Regions from separate parts of the Mus musculus genome. Here regions 1 and 2 are each linked to region 3. A link is a loop called in an ENCODE intact Hi-C map of the cell type or tissue named here. Cell type or tissue: heart. All regions are shown on one strand.

Region 1 (2,500 bases), 230 kb after region 3:
TAGCTGAATCAGTGACCTCTCCATCCAAAGAAAGACTGTCTTCAGACACAGAGCAACTGAGATCGATGAAGGAAGATCCTAACATCAACCGCTGCTCTCTGCGTGCATATGCGTACACACAAGGAGTGGGGGAAAAAAAACAGAAATGTAAAAAAAAAAAATAAATACAACAATGATGTTGTATTAAACTGTAAAGCTGGACACTTCAGACAGTAGATGATTCACACCCTAGGCAGACGACGGGAACATTAAAGGTTTGATCATGCTACTTGAGACAGTACATAATTGAAAACATGACTGTTTTCTTCCTGGAGTTTTAAAGTAACTTGGAAGTTACGTGAAACAGCACACACTCTCAGTGTTTCAAACATCATTCTTCTCCCAAGAAACAAAAGCAAGGCCGTGTCACAGAACAGAGAACAGAGAAGTGTTAGAGTTTTAGGGAAAGCCGGGGGGGGGGGGGGGGAGGTGCTGGAGGGACAACTAGTTTTCTAGATGCCTTTGAACCATTTCCTCATTGGAAACTAACTCACAGATCCCCCAAATACCATTTTGATTCCGAGCTCACACCCGGCCACTTGGTACAAAGTCTTCTGTCTTTGAACTAAACATCTGAGATGGCTCTAAACAGCAGGGGTCTCCGAGGACAGGAGATAAAATCTTTTCTCAGTCAAACAATCATTGCAGAACAATAGTCGTGAAAGCACATATAATATACAAAGCAGAGTGTCCTCTGATGCACCCACATTACCCTAGCAAGTTAAATGCAACAATGTGCGAGTCATCTCACTGTTTATGTGTTTGCAGGGCCAGAGATGTGGCTGTAGTTAAAGTGACCATGAATTTTGAACCCAACAAAGTGAATATTCAAAAGAAAAACTGCCGTGTGGAGGGCAAAGAAACAGTATGCATAAATGCTACAATGTGTTTTCATGTGAAATTGAAGTCTAAAGAAGACTCAGTTTACGAGGCTGGTAAGCATTATGGTTGTCGCGTGCACTTTGGGGCAGCGGAGACTTCATTGGCTCCAGGATGATGGCCTCTCCCAAGCATAATAAACTGCTCATGACATTTGCCCAGTGAGTGCGTCCACCCTTGAAACCACTCCTGCTCCAGGAGGAACAATAGTGGGAGCCTAGTCAACTCCGCAGCAGAAAAGAGATATCTGAACACAATGACCTCAAAATTCCATGTTTTCCTGTGCTTCCCCATATGTTTATAAACACTCACAGATAGCATTTAAAAAAGAATCATTTCCCTTCTACTGCCCCCTCCTGGGAAAGGCTGGTATTATAGATGACCTGATGATTTCAAATGACAAATACCCCTCCCTGCCCCACCACCTCCCCAGCCCCAGCCCTGATCCCATTGTTCTTTTCCCACTGAGATCAGACTTCTATTTTTAGCCACATATGGGGGGTTATAGTTTGGTGGCGGAGGCGGGGGGGGGGGGACGCTGGATGTATTGTGTCAACCTGTGTGTCCCCTCTGCCTGGTGTTCTGAGCTTTCTAAGACAGTCTTCATTGATGTTGAAATACATTGGGGTCAAACTGTGAGGGCCATTGGCTACAGAATTGTGGTTTACTCCACAAACAAAATACAAAGGCAATAAGGAAACTCACTAATCTTTAAGATTAAACTGTCTTAAGTTTCTCTGGTTGTGCCTCTCTGATAGTCTTTTGACTCAAAGGCAAATGAAATGCAGAGATAGCCATAAAGACTTAGGCTTTCATATGCAACACTATTTTATATTTTTTAATAAAGCACATAAAGGAGATTTGTTGTCCTCTTATAAAGAAAAAGGACTCACTCACATTCTTTACTGTGGCTTGCTTATTTTATGGACTTTCCTAGTGTTTTGGTCATAATCTAATTGACGCATTTCTACAAGATGGTAAAAAAAATGGTCATTGTTTATTTTCTTTTCTATTGAAATTTATTTGAAGTCAATCAGTATTCCAGGCAGTTTTCCAGTATCTCTAAACTATAAAAATTATTTAAAACAGAAATTGAGTAAATGAAGACTTAGTTAATAAATCAGAGTTCACATGTATGCCTATGTGAGTGTGTGTGTGCATACATATATTACACATAATTATAACGTAAATGTTCAGTGCATGGTCAAGTCTGAGAGCCATTCTATAGACTCCCTTGAGGTTATGCCCATGAGAGCTTCTATCTCTTTATCGTAGCAATGTAGGTCTTCTTTGTGTAGGATCTCCTACTGATTCACTTGCTCGAACTTTTGCTCGCTAGTTCAACACAGTAGATCAGGTGAGTGTCTATCAGTTTTCCTTTCCTCTTTGTAGATCTGCAGTACCGTGTCACCCTTGATTCGCTGAGGCAGATATCACGGAGCTTTTTTTCTGGAACTCAGGAAAGGAGGATTCAAAGAAACCTCACCGTTCGAGAATCCGAATGCATCAGGCACTCCTTCTACATGTTGGCAAGTAAATCCTGTGTTACAGCTGCCTTTCTCCAACGTGCGAGTGTTGCGTG
Region 2 (2,500 bases), 60 kb after region 3:
CCCTTTGTAGAAACCATTACACTCTTGGCTGCTGATCAAACTGCACCCGACAGAAGTCTTGCTCTGTTAGCTCAATGAAACTTGAAAATGAAAGGTTTTTTTTTTTTTTTTTTTTCAAAATACAACTCTGGAGGTTACTTGGCACGTTCCAACATGGCTAAGCCATATTATTTGGCCTCAGATTAATCTATCATTTTGGGGATCAAAAATCAATCTATGGGGGTTGATGAGATGGTTCAATGTGTATGGTGCTTTTCTACAGTTAAAAAACAAAAGGTACATGATGTTGAAAGGAGCGGTACAAAGTTACTTCTTTCACTAGTCTAATCGTCAACCTCTTTGGAGACCTAAGAAGGATATATTATAATCTATCAAGCAAGATGACAGACATACATTCCCTAGAAGGACACCCTACTAGGTTCCTAAGTATGCACCTCAGCTGTTTGTTCTTGGGTCTGAAACCCAACATTTGTACCACGCACTGCAATCCCAGCACTAGAGAGGCAGAGATGGGTGGATTCCTAGGGATCCCTGGCCAGGGAATCAAACTTACTTACCAAGATCCCTGCCAATGAAGGACCCTGTCTCAAAAAAATGGAAAACAGCACCTGAAGTTTTCCTATGGCCTCTGCTCATACCTGCATGCACACGCACACGAGTGTGAATGCACACACACACACACACACACACAGGACTTTATTTTCACTCTTCTATATGTTTTCAATAGTAGGATCTTAACACTTATTATTTTAGTACTCCATATTCCGATGGCAGATATGTTCTGTAAAGATAAGACAAACTTTTCCTACTTTAATGAGTTTTTTGTTTTTATGGCTATGATCACTCACCCAAGCAATTTTGTCCTAATTTAAGATGTGTTTGGTTTACTATAATGTTGTTGGAGCCTTAATGACTTCTGGGGGAGTCTGGAGTTAATATTTGTAAGATAGTTATTCATGTTTTGTGAAAAAGAATCATTCTTCATATTTGTTCAATTCATAACTGTAGCAGTTGTTCAGCTTGGAATCTTTTGATGAAATTAATACTTAACATTTCTCTTATAGCTCAGACCCCATACCACAATATAAGCTAAGCCCTAACTCCTCCTCCTTTGGAACATAATATTATGCCTTGAAGATGGCTGACTAGATTGGAAAGTCAAAGGCAATCCTCTGCCCACTCCTCTCCTCTAAAGGGACCGGTTAAGATGGTGACATTGATATTAGCTCTCCAGGCCTTGGGAAGCTATTCCACAAAATACATCATCTGTTTCCTGCTTCAGCCTGAAATCTCATTTGCAGCCAAGTGGCCTGCTCCTGGGTTCATGGCTTTCTTATCTCTTCAGCTCCCATCTGCAGCTGCACGTCTGGTAATTCTGTAAAGGCAACCTGATGTCCGCCTCTGGGTTTCACCTATTTTATTGTTCCTCTGACTCAACTATAATCTCCTGTCTTTTGTCATCTAAATTTTTTGTATGCTTATTGTTCGTCTCTGCTGGTTTGGATTTTTAGTCTTAAATAACAGCGGCACCCTCTGTGAGTCAGCCCAACCCCCACCTCTTTTTTCAGATTCTCTCCATATGTCCCCCCTCTACCTCCTTTCTTGCTTTCTTTCCAGCTTAAAACCTTCATTCTTTCTACATCCTGACTGGAGTTTACTGACTAAACTAGCCAAATTGGTTTGCTGCAGGTTCAGTGAGAGAGCTTGCCTTAAAAACCTAAGACAGAGGAACAATTGAGGAAGATATCTAAGGAGGACCTCTGGCTTCCACATGTATACATATATAGACACACATGAACACATATGCATGAGTGCTCGAGCACACACACACACACACACACACACACACACACACACAAAGGAAATATCAAGCTCACAGTCCAGGCACTGGGTTTGATCTCCAGCACTGAAAAAAATAGTGATAAAAATAAGGGATAAAAACCAAGTTAACAAAAAGACGAGAAAGTTTACTAACGTTTTGCAGACAGTTTGATCAGAGTTGTACACTTGGGCTTACATGTTTCCTAGCCTTAGAAATCCATAGGTACTGTGATCAAGCATCTGGTAGGAGTTTTTAAATTATTAAACATTACATAAAATTGCTAGCCAGCAGTTATAAGACAGGTACTTTCCAGTTTCTCTAACTATAATACATCCATCCCCCTGCGTGCATGATCCTTCAATTACTGTTTTGCATTCTCCAACAATATCTAGTCGAACCTGTACTTCATTCCCAAAACATTGCTGTCAAACCCCACTCCTTTACCTACTACCATGGTTTTCCAGGAGTCATCATCCAAAACATGAGGTGACTGTAGAAGTGCAGACCCTACTTCCAGTAAGATAAATCACTCGTGACGATTAGAAAGCACATTGCACTCAAAACTAATTTAAAAAAAAAAGAAATCCACCACTTTGCTTTGGTCTAAAGAATGCTTGGGCTGGAGACATGGCTCAGTGGTTAAAATCACTGGCTGCTGATCTTCCAGAGGTCCTGAGT
Region 3 (2,500 bases):
GAGGAAATAGAGGGCTTTGCAAAGACAAAGATGTTTTTTAAAAGGTGGTGGTAGAACTGAACAGATGTGTGTCTATTTTGTAGATTAGATTATAAAGAACTTCAGTGAATAAAGGTTCAATGATTAAAGCATCCACATAAACAACACTGATCAAATACAATCATATAAGAAATGGAGGGTGATCATTTCATCTAAAAAAAAGCATAAATGCTTGAAGTATCCACTTTGCTGTTAATATTGCACAAAATAAAAGATTTTTTTCTTAACTATAAAGGCATCTTTGGCAACCCAAGACGTAAAGTGTCTTGCTAGGAGAGTTGGACTCGAGAGCTGGATCATTTATTAAAGTCAAGGCTCACAACCAAGACATCAAGTTGCAGAGTTAAAGGAAGTGATGAAGATTATAAATGCAAGCTAATTGTTTCACAAGATGAAGACTGAGTCGTTGCCTTAAGATCTAAGTAATAATGAGAAACGGCTTCCTCCTCTTTTCAAGTCCCATTCAGCCCGGGAAAGAGTAGAGGTAGGGAAATGATCCCTCTAGTTTCTCACACTCAACATGGAAGCTAACCCGTAAATAGACTCAAAGTGCAGGGACTCGGGTAAGAAGAACAGCAGCCTCAGAAAATGCTGAAGGCTGTAGTTCAAGAAGCCTACCTCTCCTTTTCTAACAGGGTTTTCTGCCAAAACTAAAATAAAATCGACCCTGGAAAACCTTCATGACACTGTGGCTCTGGTCTAATCTAAAGGCTGATATAACTTTAGCTTGAATGAAAAGGAACAGAGGATTTTTCGTATGTGTAGATGCATTGTGTCGTCGATTAGAAGGTGGGGAAGCGTGTGGGGGACTTTTGGGATAGCATTGGAAATGTAAATGAAATAAATACCCAAAAGAAAGAAAGAAAGAGAGAGAGAGAGAGAGAGAGAGAGAGAGAGAGAGAGAGGGAGAGAGAGGGAGAGGAAGGAAGGAAGGAAGGAAGGAAGAAAGAAAGAAAGAAAGAAAGAAAGAAAGAAAGAAAGAAAGAAAGAAAGAAAGAAAGAAAGAAAGAAAGAAAGAAAGAAAACATTTGTTCTGATTTACCAGAATCTGACTTTCTGAGAGAAAAATTACCAGGAACTTCAATTCCTTAGTGTCTCTAAGGAATCATTAATTCCTCTGTCACATCTCTGCTATCTGCCCTAAATCCATCCCCAGTCACCCTACAGCATAAGTGGCATCTTCTCGGTGTCTCCCTGGGTAGAAAGGAAGATAAAATTGATAACGACTGAGGATTCTACTTAGATCAAGTGTTCCTTGCAGGTATTGATTTTGTTTTCTTATCTTAACAGCCAAGCTTAAAGTCTTAAATCTTAAACAGACTATTTGTTATTTCAAGTTGTAGCCACAAGGTAGCAGAATGACTTAATTTTAACTCCTTCTAAAACCTATTAAGCAACTCAGGAAACATGTTGGAAATATGATCATGCTGTAGTACAGGAAAAATATAAAATTAAATATGTGTTTTTCTTAGGAAAAACAACTTTTAAAATGTAAGGCAAAAATGGTGGTAAGGGAATCAGATATTCTCTTGTTAATGAGGGGCACTGAATGTGTGGAACTAAAATTACAGCCATATTTGACTTTTCTTAGTTGCCTCATTTGCTAAATCCCCAAACCAAAATATCACAATTAATAAAAGAATATCATACACAAATTTATGTTTATTTATAGTCAATAATCAAGGACTAGCGTATAGAAGTATATAAATTTCCAAACAAGCTTTGTTTTTATAAATTAATGACAGTAATTAATATTAAAACTGTTCAAATCTTTGGAGATTGAAGTGATACATATGCATATATGTAAATATGAGTTTCTCAATAATTCCCTGCTCTTATTATTGTGAATAAATCATTAAGATTTGTAGCTGGATTACGAAGTGAACATAAAAAGGAAGAGAATATTGTATTCTGTTTTATTAACTAGTAGATGCACTCAAAATGCAGTAATGAAATATATTTAAAGAAAGTAAGATGCCTAATCTTAATAGCTGCGGATGAGACTTCTCAGAGTCGAGCTATAAACGTGTCTCAGGAAGCCCGTCCCTGGATGCTTGCTGGCATTCCTTTGTATGTCTGCCTAAGAGCAGAAGTCTGAGAAAACAGATAAGCCTTCTTCTGTGATAGTGAGACTGACAGCCCAGACTCGGGGAGAAGTCTATGAAGAATGCCAGGGCCAAGGGCGTTTCTCACCCCCTCCAAAAAAATACCTTCTTTTCTTTACACCAGAATTTCAGGCAGAACCCTAGTATCAAGTATGTTACATTCTGACAAATGCTAAATATCCCATTAGACTCCCCATAAAAGACAAAGGAGAAAATGTAGGTCACACTAGGGGAGTACACAGACACATAAAGGGAAGTGCCATAAGATATACCTATGTGTAATTATATAATTACAGAGTGATAGCAAAGAGGGTAAAATTGGAAGTCAATCCTTTGTTAGTGGAAAAAAATGCAAA

The links. Peaks named below come from ENCODE experiments on the same cell type or tissue, not always from the same donor. Only the 100,000 strongest peaks of a DNase experiment are listed, where the experiment ranks them.
Region 1: it touches region 3 in a loop (4-fold over the local background); 24 of 42 quality-filtered maps call a loop at or near these places.
Region 2: a loop joins it to region 3, with 2.7 times the contacts of the local background. A loop is called at or near these places in 2 of 42 quality-filtered maps.

Annotation. Positions count from the first base shown.
Region 1 is chr13:114,986,077-114,988,576 of GRCm38, reverse strand. Itga1 (integrin alpha 1) reads left to right here. Exons shown (of 29, transcript NM_001033228.3): 16 at 808-974; 17 at 2,311-2,447. Among named protein-coding and RNA genes, the nearest start is that of Itga2, 55 kb to the right of the region's middle. In heart, a CTCF peak has its summit at 1,257 (motif pointing left); a DNase peak (open chromatin) is centred at 1,116; H3K27ac peaks cover 408 bases.
Region 2 is chr13:115,158,402-115,160,901 of GRCm38, reverse strand. No RefSeq gene overlaps it. Among named protein-coding and RNA genes, the nearest start is that of Gm25985, 44 kb to the right of the region's middle. In heart, no CTCF peak of the experiment used is centred here; a DNase peak (open chromatin) is centred at 1,311.
Region 3 is chr13:115,218,797-115,221,296 of GRCm38, reverse strand. No RefSeq gene overlaps it. Among named protein-coding and RNA genes, the nearest start is that of Gm25985, 100 kb to the right of the region's middle. In heart, a CTCF peak has its summit at 1,386 (motif pointing right); no DNase peak of the experiment used is centred here.